2 separate regions of the Homo sapiens genome follow, and region 2 is linked to region 1. A link is an interaction called in ENCODE POLR2A ChIA-PET data of the cell type or tissue named here. Cell type or tissue: A673. All regions are shown on one strand.

Evidence for each region. ChIA-PET counts read pairs that join two places held together with the same protein. Peaks named below come from ENCODE experiments on the same cell type or tissue, not always from the same donor. Only the 100,000 strongest peaks of a DNase experiment are listed, where the experiment ranks them.
Region 2: POLR2A ChIA-PET joins it to region 1 with 13 read pairs; 2 of 35 experiments call an interaction of 5 or more read pairs at or near these places.

The regions. Positions count from the first base shown.
Region 1 is chr19:31,453,429-31,461,428 of GRCh38, forward strand. No RefSeq gene overlaps it. Among named protein-coding and RNA genes, the nearest start is that of LINC02841, 63 kb to the right of the region's middle. In A673, no CTCF peak of the experiment used is centred here; no DNase peak of the experiment used is centred here.
Region 2 is chr19:31,503,932-31,511,931 of GRCh38, forward strand. No RefSeq gene overlaps it. Among named protein-coding and RNA genes, the nearest start is that of LINC02841, 12 kb to the right of the region's middle. In A673, no CTCF peak of the experiment used is centred here; a DNase peak (open chromatin) is centred at 3,568; H3K27ac peaks cover 2,249 bases.

The DNA.
Region 1 (8,000 bases):
CTATACATAGAACCCTAGAAGTGAACGAGGGAAGAAACACACTCCACAGAGGAAATAAAATATCCTTGTGGCTTGTCTTAGGCTCTAGTTGGAATAAAAAGAAGAAAGGTTTTACTAAGAATTTCTAATATAAATCATTGCATGAGTTTGGGACTGAAATTTATACTACCTGTGTGGACTGAAAATCTCCATGAAATTTTATTTTAAAGTGATTTCAAATTGGCAATCCTCACATGTCTAGGAGAACTAAACTAAATCTTCTTTGGAAGACCACTTTAACTTCAGATTTCAAAAAACTCCAATAGATAAAAATTCCTGATAATATGTATCCATAATCAGAAATTACAAATCACATGAGGCAACATGCCTGCCATAGCAAAACTCAGCAAAAAAAAAAAAACTACAGAATTATCACAAAACCTATAGCTACCACAATGATAAAATTCAGAATATTTTAAAGTATGTTTATTATAATTAAATAAAGAGTTTCCAAAGTGTGATTATGGAACTAGAAACTATGAAAAATGACCAGGAAACTTTTGAAAAAGAATGATAAAATCCCTAGGACTTAAAAAAAACTCAAGGCCCAGGATAAACAGACATAGAAAATAGAGTAGGAAAGTCTAACATGTCTTTTCAGAGTTCTAGAATAAACACATTGAGAGAATTGGGGAAAAGGTAATATTTGAAGATAAAGTGGCTGCAAATTTCTGAAATTGATTAAAAAATACTAATTGTCAGATTCAGAAAGCACAACTTCTCCCAAACTGAATAAATCTACAGCTGCAAAACCCTCAGGGCAAAAAGTGGACAGAAAATGAAGAGGAATGATGCATATTAATGATAATTTCTCTGGAAATGGAAATATGAACAGCAATGCTAGAAGCTAGAAAATAAAACAATACCTTCAAAATTTTGAAAAAATATTACTCTAAACCTGGAGTTGCCAGGTGTAAAATTATATCTTGCAAGAATGAAGTTGAAATACATATATATCAACAAGAAAAAATTGTAGAGTTTAAAAAGAATAGGCTCTTAAAAAGGAAACTTCTAAAGTCCATTGTTTGTAATTCAGAAAAAAAAAATCTGAGGTGTAGGAAAGAATGGTGAGCAAAGAAAATTATACACATGTGGGTAGAACTAATTAAATAATACAATGTAAAACAAATATTATGATTTATAAAGTGTACAGTACAAACTGAGTAAAAATAAAATATTGGGCAAAAACAGCATATATCAGTGTCAGGTGTTAAATATTCTAAGCTGATTCTATTAATCTGAAAGAGGGAAAATCTATTAATGAACTAGAAAACTGAAAAACAGAAGATTAGACCAATCACCTACATTTAAAATACCGAAAAAGATAGAAAAACAGTGAAAAACAACAAAAACCCCCAAAATTAAATGATAGAAATATTATCAATTATAATAATCTGCACAATAAATGTAAATGAATTATACTTTCTAGGTGAAGAACAAAGGTTTTTAGACTCCAATTTAAGAAAAATATTCTGTTTACAAGAGGAACACCTAAAATATTCAGTCACAAAAGTTTGAAAGTAAAAAAATGAAGACAGGTATACAGAATAAAAACCAACGAGCCAAAAGGAAGCTAGTGTAGCAATATCAACGCTATACAAACTTAGTAATTCAAAATGAACTACTGAATATAAAGTATATCACACCGTATTGTGCCCCAAACTTCTATGAATTTAATGCATAGCTTTACAATATGCAAATGAAACAATGAATATTACTGAAGCAGAACAAATAAATCCATCATCTTGCAGAAGATTTTAGCACATCTTTTTCAGTAAATTATAGAACAGGTAGAAGACAAATGATTGAATATATAGAAAATTTAATCCATAAACTAACAAACTTAATTAATAGGTAATATAAAATAACATTCTTAAATTCAGAAAAATTCTTTCCAAGGATACGTGGAATATTTATTAAAATGAAACACATGCAGTAAGACAAAAATTTCAAAGAACTGATTTCATACTGAACACAACATGGTTAATTTGGAAATTAAAATGAGTTTTAGAATCTCAGACATGGAAATTTAAAAATGTATCTCCAGGTAGCTTATTATATCTATTAATTAGAAATTAGTAATTAATAATGTTAAAAATACTTTGGTTTATACACACACACATATGTATTTATAATAACTCTTGGAAAGCCAAGAAAGTTGCATCTAAAAAATTTATACCATTTACATTGGAAAAGAGGCAAATGTTAAAATAGAATAGAAATTAATAAAATAAAAAGTATTATGCTAGAGAAACTGAGCAAAGCTAATATTTGGTTGTTTTAAAAGAATAATAAAATAGACCAACTCTGGCAAGATATATTATGAAAACATCATAGAAAGAAAGCACAAATACAATTATTTTGAGAATGAAAAAAGCAAAAAGGTTAAACTGTGATTTAAAGAAAGTAGTTTATTTTTTCAACTTTATGACAATATATGCAACATTTAATTGAAATGGACAAATTCTTAAAAAAAAAAATCAACTAATCTGACCAAAGGAGAAATCTTTAATTTCTAGAGTCCTATAGCCATTGAATACCATGCATCAGTAGTTAAAAAAATAAATTAATTAAAAAAAAACTTTCCACTATGAAACACTAGGCACAGATGATTTTATAGATACATTATACCAATGAAGAAATAATCCTAAACCTTCACAAACACTTTAAAGCAAAACAAAACAAAACAAAAAAACAAGAGGGTACAATTCCCAAATTATGTTATATGGCTACCACAACACAGATATATCATAGCTAGACTAGGACAATGTATGAAAAAAGTTACAGGCTAATCTTACTCATTAGTATGGAGCAGAAACCTATATCCCTTCAGCTAATGACTTGTGAAAAGATAACATGCAATGACCAAGTTTGTTTTATTTCAGGAAGGCAAAGTAAATACAAAAATTGTGAAACTTATAAAAGTTGTTCATCATATTACATTGAGAAGATCATGTTAAACTCTTTTATTCTGATTACTGTTTTCTAATTCTAATTTTAATTTTCTTAATGTTTGTTTCTTATATTTTGCAGGTACGTTTTTATGTGCATTCACATTTAGAATGGAGGAGTACATTCACTTGGATTTATCCCTTTTTCATTATGAAATATATCTCTTTGTTTTTAGCAATGTTTGTTCTAAAGTCTACTCTATCTGATATTGCTATGACTGCACTAGCTTTTCTTGGTTAGGGTTTGCATGGTATGTCTTTTCTCATCCTTTCATTTTTAACAACTCTGTGTTCTTACGCCCCAACTTGTGAGTCTTAAACAGGATATAGCTTGGTTTTGTCTTTATACTCAGGCTGCCAATCTTTGCTTCTTGGAGCATTTACTCATTTATATGTAATGTAATTACTGTTATATTGTGTTTATTGTCCTCCATTTTTTTTTCTGTTTCTACTTGACCCACTTGTTTCATATTCTTTGGCCTCTCCTGTCTTGACTTCTTTTAAATCAATCAGACTTTTCATTATTCTCATTCTTTCCTTTATTAATTTATTGTTATTTGTTATTTTATTATTCTTTTAGTTTTTACCCTAAAGATTACATCATTTATTGATGTGTTAATGTCTAAAATAAGTTATTGCCTTTCCACTTCTCTGATTATGCTCAAAATCTGAGACATTCTAAGTCCACTTAAATGGGTATATTCCATTATACCCATCTAATGAGTTCTAATCTTAATGTATTTTAAGTTTTTCTAATTTCCATTCATTTCTTCTTTTGATTATATATATATATTTGCTTCTTCTTTTGCAGTCTTGCTGTCATATATTTTAATTTTCCATGTTTCAAACCTCATATTATTAATACCATTATCTTTTTTTTTTTTTTTTTTTTTTGAGATGGAGTCTCGCCCTGTCTCCTAGGCTGGAGTGCAGTGGTGTGATCTCAGCTCACTGCAAGCTCCGCCTCCTGGGTTCATGCGATTCTCCCACCTCAGCCTCCCGAGTAGCTGGGACTACAGGCGCCCGCCACCATGCCTAGCTAATTTTTTGTATTTTTAGTAGAGACGGGGTTTCACCATTTACAGGATGGTCTCGGTCTCCTGACCTCATGATCCGCCTGCCTCCATTATCTTTTTATACAGTTGATTTCAGTCCATGTACATATATAGTCACTGCTTTGCTTTCTTTTCCTTCTTTCAATTCTGTGATTCCCTGCAGAATTTTTTTTGTATTAGACTCAACTATATGAACTTGCTATTATTCATCAGTTTTCATCAACACAAGCATCACTATCATATAGTTCAACCTAATATTACCTTAACGCATTTGTCTGAATAACCTGTGTAACTTTTATAAGATGGAGTCTTGCTTTGTTGCTCAGATGGAGTGCAGTGATTATTCACAGGTGCTATGGTAGTGCTACAGCTGCAAACTGCTGGATTAAAAAGATTCTCCTTCCTCAGCTTTCTGAGTAACTGGGACTGCAAGGCATCCACTACTGCACCTGGCTGTGAGACTCGTGTCTGTTTTTTATTTTGTCTCTTGGTCATGTGGCCCTGAATTTTGGTGTGTGTACTACTTTCTTTAAATACATTGTTAAGTACACAAAGCACACAAATGTTAATGCGTACCTTGATGCCTTTTTAGATATGTGTATCCCTGTGTAATTTCCATCTAGATCAAGGGATACAGCATTTTTAGCAGTTCAATAGGTTCCCTCATGCCCTCTGCCAATTATTATCTCTCCAAGAATAGTTGGGGGAGTTATACTTGTTTTCAATTTCATGTGAATGAAATCGTGGAGTTGATGTTTCTTCCCTTAACTTTATGTCCATGAGTTCATCAATGCTGTGTCTATCAGGATTTTGTTTCTTTTCGTTGTTGAGTAGCATTCCATTGCAAAAATTGAATTTTTTATACAGTTGAAATTTATTTATACAATTAAAAATTTTTAAACAGTTGAAATTTTTTTCAAATATATTTATCCGTTCTACTATTTATGGACACATTTTTCATCATGGTGGTTTTATAAAGAATGTAGCTATAAACATTCTGGTGCATGTCTTTTGGTGGACATGAACACCCACTTTGGGAGAAGATTTATATACTGGTAATTACAGTTATTAGATGATAATATGTATGTATATTTTGATTTAGTAGGTATTCCTAAATAGTTTTACAGAATGATTGTGCCAATTTATATTCTTATTAGCAATTTAAGAGAATTTCAGCTGTTCTCCATCCTCCCAAACACCTGGTAATGTGAGTCTTTTAAATTTAGTCTTTCTTGTAAGTATATAGCAGTGTCTCATGAGCTTTATTTGTATTTCTCTGATGCTTGAACACTTTTTCATATGTTTATTGGCGATTTCAAAATCCTCTGTTGTGCTGGACAACAAGGTGAAACCTCGTTTCTACTAAAAATACAAAAAATTAGCCGAGTGTGGTGGCACATGTCTGCAGTCCCAGCTGCCCGAAGGGCTGAGGTGGGAGGATCACATGAGCCTGGGAGTTCTAGGCTGCAGTGAGCTGTGATCTTGCCACTGCACTCTAGCCTGGACCACATAGTGAGTGAGACCTTATCTAAAAAAAAATCCAATCCTATATTGTGAAGTGCCTGTTCATATTTCTTTCTTATTTTTGTTAGGGTCATCAAAATTTTTCTAATTTATTTGTAGAAACATTTTTTTTAATACTCTGAATTTGAGTTTACAGTTGAAGGTTTGTACTGGAAATATCTCTTTCATGTTTATGGCTTATCTGTTTATTCTCTTAAAGGTGTCTTTTAATGAAAAGGGATTCTTAATTTTGATTAAATCATTATAGAAATCTTTTATAGTTGGTATATTTTTAATCTTGATAAACAAATGTTTGCCTTATTCAAAGATAATTAAAGATCTTTTCCTACTATGTGTCTCCTAGAAAACTAATTTATTTTTATTATCATATTTAGTTCATTGGTTCATCTTGAATTAATTTTTTTGTATAGTATGAAATGGGGGTTGTATTAGCCAGGAATCTCCAGATAAACCCTACCAATAGGATAGACAGATACATACATACACACATAGTAAAGTTTATTGTAAGGAATTGGCTCATGCCATTATAGAGACTGAGAAGTTCCAAAATTTGTAGTCAGCAAGTAGAGATCCAAGAGCACTGATGGTGTAGTTCCAATAAGGAGCCAGCAGGCTTGAGACTTGAGGATAACCAGTGTTTCAGTTTGAGTCTAAAGGCTGGAAAAAACCAACATTCCAGCCTAAGTCTGTCAGGCAGAAGAAATTTCCTCTAACTCAAGGGAGGGTCAGCCTTTCGTTCTATCTATCTAGGCTTTTAATTGACTGGAGGAGAGACACCGACATTAGGAAGTGTAATCGGTTTCCCTCATTCTACCAATTCAAATGTTAGCCTCAACCAAAAACTCCATCACAGACACCCCGAGAACAATGTTTGACCAATTATCTGGGCACCCCATGGCCCAATCCAGTTGATACACAAAGTTAACCATCATAAAGGTCAAGGTTGGCTTTTATCTTTGTGTGTGCGTGTGTGTGTGTGTATGTGTGTGTGTATACGTATACATTGTTGTTTTTCATCATGGTGAATATGGCACAAAGCTATTTGGTATATCAGATAAATACAAAAGAAAGCTCAGTAAGACACTTCTCTATACCTATATGTATACACATACACACACATATGTGTGTATATCCATATATATGTATGTGTGTATATGTGTGTATACGCACACACGTATATATTTGACCTATCACCATTTCAAAAAATGACCATCCTATTTCCACTGAATGTTGTGTGTATCCTTTGTCATTAATGATATGTCTGTATAAGGTGGTTGTTAACACAATCAATAATGTTGACTGAAAATATAGCTATATACATATGTTTGTATTTTAAAATATTTTCTATTTTTACTAAAGTAATAAATGTGTATAGTTTAAAAATTATGCCGTATTAAATAATTCTGCTTCACTCCTTTATTCTCTCCTACTTCTACTTCCTATAAGTGATGGCTTTTCATATTTTTTCTATTCTAATTAATACTTATGTTGCTACTTCTTGATTTATGAATGTTTCATATTATATACTGATTTCTTGTTTTATTAGCTACATTTTTTGTTTTTACATATCTACCCCCATTTCCCTTCCTCTATCTAATCAATATATCTATATTACCATTTGTGAGTAAATCATTAATTAATGTTTATATTAATATGACCATATTGTTTTCTGACTAGACAAGCAGTGTACAGTAATTGTTTTGTACAACTTTTTGCTTTTTTGGCACTGACAATTGCTTTGTTTTATAATTTAATTAGTGTTCTATGTATGGGGAGCCATTTCTCCCTAAGCGCTCCAAAGACCTGTCAAATACCTGTCAGTAATTTTCCAAGTGTTCAGACACATTTTCAAGCACCTATATGCATCCCACCCGAGAGACTTCCCTCATATAAACCTTAGTGAACTTGGTCTCCCAGCTTACAGTGTTACAGCAGAGAAGCAGAGTTTTTATCTCATTTCCTATTCCTTTGTATATAGCCAGTTTGCATTTTTGATTGTTTTTCCTCTTGGAATCTCTTAGGATCTACTTTTTATCCCTGGTGTTCTGAAATTGTGTGATGCTGCGTGTGGCTGGCATAGGTCTTTTCAATTTAATTTAATTAACTTTTTGCACATTTCCCCGTACGCTTCATGGGCTCAATCTGGCCATTACTCAGCAATTACTCGGCACTATTTATTTGATGATATTCTTCCCACAGTTTTCTCCCACTGGTCAGGTGTGGGAGCTCCTGGATAGATCTAACAGGCTTTTCCCTTTCTCTCTCCTTACATTCATCTCTTTATCACTTTAGTTCTACTATCTATTTTAATCTCTTCCATCTATTGTCTGTTCCTCCAAGTTCTTTTCTATTTGCTTATTTGCTTTATTTTAAAAATTTTATTTAATTAATTTTTTTAAGAGACAGGGTCTCACTCTGTTGCACAGGCTGG
Region 2 (8,000 bases), 51 kb after region 1:
ATAGAGATGGAGAGCATTGGTGGGGGGGTGGTGGGTATGAAACTCATACTTTTGTAAACACACAAAGAGAGAAAAATAATAGGTGTGCAGGTAGGTTTGCTATTCTGTTCATCACTGCCCCTCTAATGTCGACAGCCAGCCCTAAAGTCCAAATGCCCCACCTGGGGTAGCCTGCAGGAATCCGTCCTGTGCTGCAATCCCTACAGGAGCCCGGGGACAGTACACTGGTGAAAGCCATCCGATGTGTCTTATTTTTAGCAGCAGGGAAATGTGGACACCTCTGGGTCAACCCTGGGATTCAAATCATGTAACCCAGGTCTCAAATTCTCTCTTGCTCTTCTCTTCACCTATGTGGACTCTAGAGTTACAAATCCCTCCTGGACAGTGGAGGTGGAGTGTGGCCAGCTGTCATTTTGACAGGTCTTCCTTGCTGTTGTCCTCGGCTGTTCAGGTGACCCCCAGATGCATGTGGCTGACTGTGCGTGGCCTGTGTAGACCAGGGCACCTTGGTAGTTTCCTTAGTAACCTGAGCATGCTGAGAAGGCATGGTTTTCATGTGGGCCAGGTAGGGGACAGCCACTTCAACTCACCAGGTAAATGGCAGTGGGACAGGGCACTGGCCTGACCACACTCAGGAAAACCTCACAGAGCACAGAAGAAGAGTGATGCATACACCATCTCCATACAGCCTGAGGGACCGCATCGCCCTGTGTCTGCAGCGACACGGACTGTTGGATCTTCAGTCAATTCAGAAGACATCAACCCATCAGTCTGTCATTTACCATCATTTTTTCTTTCTTTCTTTCCTTTTCTTTTTTTTTTTTTGAGACAGAATCTCACTCTGTTGCCCAGGCTGGAGTGCAGTGCCACAATCTCTGCTCACTGCATCCTCTGCTTCCCAGGTTCAAGGGATTCCCCTGTCTTAGCCTCCCAAGTAGCTGGAACTACTGGAACTACAGGTGCCCGCCACCATGCCCTGCTAATATTTGCATTTTTAGTACAGACAGGGTTTCACCATGTTGGCCAGACTTCTCTCAAACTCCTGACCTCAGGTGATCCGCCCACCTTCACCTCCCAAAGTGCTGAGATTACAGGCATGAGCCACTGTGCCAGGCTCATCTACCATCATTTAAACAAAAACTCATGTGCCTCCTTCTAACTCTAGGTCTGTTCAGGAGCAAATGCCACTGGATGTACGTTGGATCCCACTGTACATCTAGGGCCATGACTTCCACACCTTGGCATACCTCGGCATCACCTGTAGGGCTGCGGCCCCAGCCCTGAGGGCTCCTGACCGAGGAGGTCTGGGGTGAGGCCTGAGAACCTGCATGTTTAACAAGGTCCTAGGTGACACCGATGCTGCTGGTCTGAGGACAGCACTCACCATAGTCAGAGAACCGTGGTCCACCGGAAAAGTGTGAATCCTCGGCCAGGCTGGATTTATCCAGGATTTTACTTCTCCTCCTGCTTTTCTTCCTTTTCTAGAGTCCGGCCGGGAGGACTGCGGGCAGCTGGGACAGAAGTGTTTGGAGGTAACACGTTGTATGTGTTTTCCTTGTTCTCCTGCCCTGCTCACCTCGACTCCCTTCCACAGCTGTAGGCTCGCTCCTCTGCTGTGGGCTTTCCTCTGTTCCTCAGTCACCCTCTGAATGAGGGCACCCTTTCAGGTGATGACACAGACACTCCACAGACATCTGCCGGCTGCCCAGTCTCCAAATGCCCTGCAGAGATGTGACTGGAAGAGTTTGGGGCAATTCCAAGGGAGTCCGTTGAGAGAATCATCCCAGTTGGTTGGAGGAGGGCAAAGAGGTAAGACTGAGAGGAGACGCTCTGTAAGATGAGCACGCAAGAGTATGCCAGGGCAGAGCGGGCACAGGAGAGCAAGCAGGAGTGGGGGACAGGGACGTGTGCTATCTTCCCAGGCAGCTAGAGCCCAAAGCCATGCACAAAGGGAAAATCACCAAGAGGCAAAATGACCACTGAACAATCTCCCAGGATCTGCCAAGTCAATATTTTTGTCATTGTTGTTGTTGTTTGACACAGGGTCTTGCTCTGTCACTCAAGCTGGAGTGCAGTGGTGCCATCATAGCTCAATGCAACCTTCACCTTCCAGGTCAAGCGATCCACTCATCTCAGCCTCCTGAGTAGTTGGGACTACAGACACACACCACTACGCTTGGCTAATTTTTTTCTTTTGTTTTGTAACACAAGGTCTCACTTTGTTGCTCAGGCTGGTCTCAAACCACTGGGCTCAAGTGATACCCCCACCTCGAACTCCCAAAGTGCTGGGATTACAGGTGTGAGCCAGCGTACCCAGCCCCAAGTTAAGACTGAGGAAGCTTTCAGTGACGCCTCCACTCAGGCCCACTCCGAGACATAGATTCTGTCCACCCCAGTGGACCGGGGGCAGAATCTGTGCTACTTCATTGTCATTGTAAGCTTTTGTTTGTTATTTTTAGACTTACTTTCTTTCATGTGAGTTATGTGGATGGTTGAATCCTCATGATTTCTTCTTGCACAGGATATAGCATCCCCGATTTCACCTTTGGAGCGGTGATCATATAGTTTATTGCACAAATCAGACATTTTTTTTTTCTTTTAACAAAGTTAAGATCACAAAATTTTATACCTTGCTTTTTACATGTTATAGGATATAAACACTTCCCGTTTGACTGAAGTATCTACTTAATCAAAAAGACTGATGCTTGTGTAATATTCCATTTTATGAGTGTATCATAATTTATTTCATCATTTCCACATTGTTGAACATTCAGTCTTTATTCTTCTACTTGTCATTGTCATTTTTATGTAAGGAGGACATCTTTGTGTGCACATCTTTGTGGTCATTATGGATTGTTTCCTTAAAAGAAATTCCTGGAAAAGCATTATTAGGTGAATAAAATGACTGTCTTTTAATCCCAAATAGGGTAATAGTACCTCCTTCCTCAACTTACTAAAGAAGAAAAAATCAAGAAGTCGTGAAACTGGGTCCTGTCAACATCTTACTCCAGGAACCTCTAGCAAGAGCACAGCCATGCCCCCCGGAAGAGGTGGAAGACCCTGCTTCCTCTCCATCTACACAGTCTTCTCCCTACAGCCATGCCCCCCAGGAAGAGGTGGAAGACCCTGCTTCCTCTCCATCTACACAGTCTTCTCCCTACAGCCATGCCCCCCAGGAAGAGGTGGAAGACCCTGCTTCCTCTCCATCTACACAGTCTTCTCCCTACAGCCATGCCCCCCAGGAAGAGGTGGAAGACCCTGCTTCCTCTCCATCTACACAGTCTTCTCCCTACAGCCATGCCCCCCAGGAAGAGGTGGAAGACCCTGCTTCCTCTCCATCTACACAGTCTTCTCCCTACAGCCATGCCCCCCAGGAAGAGGTGGAAGACCCTGCTTCCTCTCCATCTACACAGTCTTCTCCCTACAGCCATGCCCCCCAGGAAGAGGTGGAAGACCCTGCTTCCTCTCCATCTACACAGTCTTCTCCCTACAGCCATGCCCCCCGGAAGAGGTGGAAGACCCTGCTTCCTCTCCATCTACACAGTCTTCTCCCTGGGAGCTAGATAGAAAATGCTGATGTAATCGGCATTCAGACCTCCAAAACAAAATTAAAAGACTGGCCAGGAAAAAAAAAGAAAAAAACTTCTGTGTCTTCAGACACTAAGGCAGCCTTCAAAAGCCTTCTGAGCACAGATGGCTGAGAGGTCAGAGAACGGGAAACCCAGGGTCCCTCCGTGCTAATGCTGGTGCCCGGTCTTGGAAGATCTGGGTCTCCTGCCAGCTTCCCTCCTCACCTGTCCCAGAGTCAGAAGGTGAACATCTTTAAGCCTAATGGGGTGAATGCTTACTATACTAGGAGCTCATTTGTAACATAAGGGCCCTACTACAATCCCACTCCTCATGCAAAATTGCCAATTTATGGCAATATTCCTTGTTTAGAAAACAAGGCTATCCAAACACTATAATTACAACGTGCACCAGAAGCCGAGAGTTCCCTACATTAATGCACAGGCTCCAGATACATTCGTCAAATAGAGTTTTTTTTTTTTTTTTTTCTCTTTGCCTTCTTCTCTGGGTACTTTTAAGTTCAGGGACAGAGAACATGTCTTCATTAGAAACATTAACATTCACAGGCTGTAGTAAATTTTGACAGTGAAAAGGTCTCTGTAACCTTTAGTTGTGCAGAAATTTACTTCCCAAGAAAATTACATCTGGCACTGTCTTAATTAATGCTAGCTTTCTTTTCTGAAAATTGTGGGCTTGTCAGTAAAAAAGGCAGAAAAACCTGAATTTAAAAGGCTGGACACAAAAGACGCCGAGAAATAAAGCTCTGTGAGATTTCATAATATTGCTCTGTTTTTGTTCTACAGTAAGAAGATGAAAAGATCTCATTTGATTTTGCCAAATGCAGCAACATACATGTAATGTAGAATTGATTTGCATTTTCTCTCTTTTGTCTCTGAGTTTTATCATGTAAAGTGTGCTTGGGAAGGTATTCTATTTTAAAAGCAATAGGTCAAATAAAATCCATACCTACGAGGAAAAAAAAATAATGTATGACTTCATTTTTTTAGCCTTTCTCTAACTGCTAGTATTAATCGCAGCTAACAGGAAGAACCGTGGCTGTTTTCGCAAGTGAATTTTGATTATCTGACATTCTCTCTCCCGGTTTAAAATGGGTTCTAAGTATGATGGGAGAGCTTGGCTTCACGTCCGGATATTTCTATTTTGCATGGCTTGGACGTCTATTTTGAAAATAAGATGCTTTGGCTTTCTTTGGGGTTTAGAGATTACCCTAGGTTTATTTTTTTTCTTCTCTATTCAACTTTGCATTTTGATGATCTAGCATTACCTTTCTCCAGTTTGAGAAAGGAGCCTCAAATACATGGTCCTAAGTCATTCTTTCTAACGTGTGTTTTGTGTCATGTGACATGAAACTTTTTTTTTTTTAATTTACTTTAACTTCCAGGATACATGTGCAGAATGTGCACGTTTATTACTTAGATATACATGTGCCATGGTGGTTTGCTGCACCTATCAACCCCTCATCTAGGTTTTAAGCCCTGCATGCATTAGCTATTTGTCCTAATGCTCTCCCTCTCCTTATCCCCCAGCCCCCAGACAGGCCCTGGTGTGTGTTGTTCCCTTTCCTGTGTCGACATATTCTCATTGTTCAACTCCTATTTATAAGTGAGAACATGCGGTGCTTGGTTTTCTGTTCCCGTGTTAGTTTGCTGGGGATGATGGTTTCCAGCTTCATCCATGTCCCTATGAAGGACACAATCACCTTCCTTTTTATGGCTGCATAGTATTCCATGGTCTATATGTACCACATTTTCTTTATCCAGTCTATCATTGATGGGCATTTGGGTTGGTTCCAAGTCTTTGTTATTGTAAATGGTGCTGCAGTAAACATACGTGTGCATGTGTCTTTACAGTAGAGTGATTTATATTCCTTTGAGTATATACCCAGTAACATGCTTTTAAAAATGTCTTAGTTTTGCTATGTGTACAGGAGGCTGGAGAACTAGAAGGTGCGTGGTCTTGGAGAAGCTCTGTAGCCATCAAGGCCACCCTGGGGCCAGGCAGGGTGGCTCATGCCTGTAATCCTAGCACTTTGGGAGGCCGAGGCAGGTGAATTACCTGAGGTCAGGAGTTCGAGACAAGCCCGGCCAACATGGCGAAACCCCATCTCTACTAAAAATACAAAAATTAGCCAGGCTTGGCGGCAGGTGCCTGTAATCCCAGTTACTGGGGAAGCTGAGGCAGGAGAATCTCTTGAACCCGGGAGGTGGAGATTGCAGGCAAGATTGTGCCATTGCATTCCAGCCTGCGTGACACAGCGAGACTTTGTGTCAAAAAACAGACAAACAAACAAATAAACCCACCCTGGATTCTGATGATGGGAGAGAGAAAGGGTGACTTGTCCAAAGTCACATTGCAGAGCTGGACTCAGCTCCCAGACTCCTGGGTCCTGTCCTCACCACTCCACAATACCCTCTACAACAGCACACAGGAAGGAGGACTCTCACCTGTTCCTCCTGCATTGTGAAGCCTAAGAAAACAGCGATGGGATCATTGATTTTGATTTGGGGCCAGTACCTCCAAAAATGTGGGGCAGTCCTGCCTTGGAAACTCGAGGGGATTTTAATGGTATCCAGCCAGCATGGTGTCCAGCTAGGGCCTGCTTGGGCACTTTCTGTCCTCCCAAAGTCAGGGAAGGAGGCTGTCTTTGGCTCCAGCCAGCATATCTTGAATGTCTCTGTGACACTGGCTGGCCACCCCTTTTAATAGAAAGAGAAGGACTTAGGCTTCATCAAGCCTTCATACTGAGCTGAAATTTAATTACATAGTTTGTTTCCATTATGTTCTTTTTAATGGTTATTTCATATTTATGGTAAGTGCTATTACTTTTCTATTCATAGTAATAATATAAAACTTCTTTTAAAAATTAAATCCATTTAAGTAAAAAAGAATGAATATAAATTAAATAAAAATATTAAGTAAAAGAGAGTACCAATGGCTCCCCGGGTGTGGTCAAGAATGCGAGGGTGCTAGAGGAAAGCTTAAGGTTCAAGTTGGGCAGAAGTTGCTTTAGAGGACAGAGAGGAGCAGGTGGAGGGGACCCCCACCTGCTCCTCTGGACTCCCGGGTGGGATATGTCTTCCTCAATGTTCCAGGAGCTTTTTACATGAAGGTACCCATTATACATAATTTACGTGTGTTGATCAAATGATGAGTGGGCGCCTCTCGCTCATTTAATAACTCACCGTGGAGGCTGTTGGAGAGACGCCCCTCGTCTCCATGCTTAACAGACTCTCCTGCTGCTCCATGACAGCTGGATAGGAGGCAATATTTTAAGATAAAAGGATTATTAAAATAGTGCATGTGCTGTGTTCACACTCCCATGTGCTTCCTCTTTCTCTGAGTTGTTGTCGAGTGCCATGTAATTTAATAAATTATAACATATTTATAAATAACACCTTAGGTTAATGTTGTCATGCATTTTTCACAACTTAGCATTGTACACAGAACGAGTGGGAAAGTCGGGGGAGAAGGGGTCCAAAATGCAAAGAGAAAGGAGGGTGCTCACAGCGTCAGGTGGGAGTGGGCTTCCCCCCTAAAGACAACAGCTTGTTCAGGGTCGCTCATGTGCAGAGGGTGGCCTACGGGTCCATCAGGGGCTGAGGGATATGCTTGGGGCCTGTGGAAGAGCTTTGGAGGCTGCGGAAATATGGGGTCTGGGGTGAGTCTATGGGGAGTCCATAGGGACCACTGGGGGTCCTTGGTGGTCAGTGTGGGTCCATATGGGGAGTGGTAGGAGGGATCAGAGTCCAGATCTAGACTCTGCCTGAACCTCCTGCAAGCCTTTCACCCCCTCTCTCCCTCTCCAACCCAGGGCCTCAGTTTTCCCACAAGGAGCTTAAGCAAGAGGCTCCTGTCCTTATTCTAGGATTCTAGTTTCCCACAGGAGACAGAACCATTAGCAGGTGGCTGTATTATGTTTAGATGTCTCAGACTTGTCCGGGGCTGTAGGAGTGTGTGGGGGCAGTGGGAGTGTGTTCAGGGCTACGGGGGTCCATGGCTTTGGGAAGGGGCTCAGGGCAGACAGTGTCCAGGCAGGCTGCCTGCAGCTGAACTGACCATCTACCTCTTCATATCCTACCTGCCTGGCTTTTAACTGCTCAGGAAATTAAACACTGTCCATTTGAAAAATTAGAGATAAAACCATAAGAGAGAAAATCAAAAGATCTGAGATGAGCCAATTCCTCCTCATGCGAGACTTGGCTCCAAGGGTCCTGGGAGTGAAGACAAAAGAGAAACTTGAGACTACCACTCCCCACGCTCTAGCACATGTGCAGAGCACTCGGCAATCTTGTGGAAATGTGGATTGTGATTCGGGAGACCTGCGCAGGTGTATGAGGGTGGAACCACACTTTGAGAAGTGACTTTGGACAATCTGGTGCTCAGAGCCTGCAAAAGGAAGCCAGCAAAGCCAC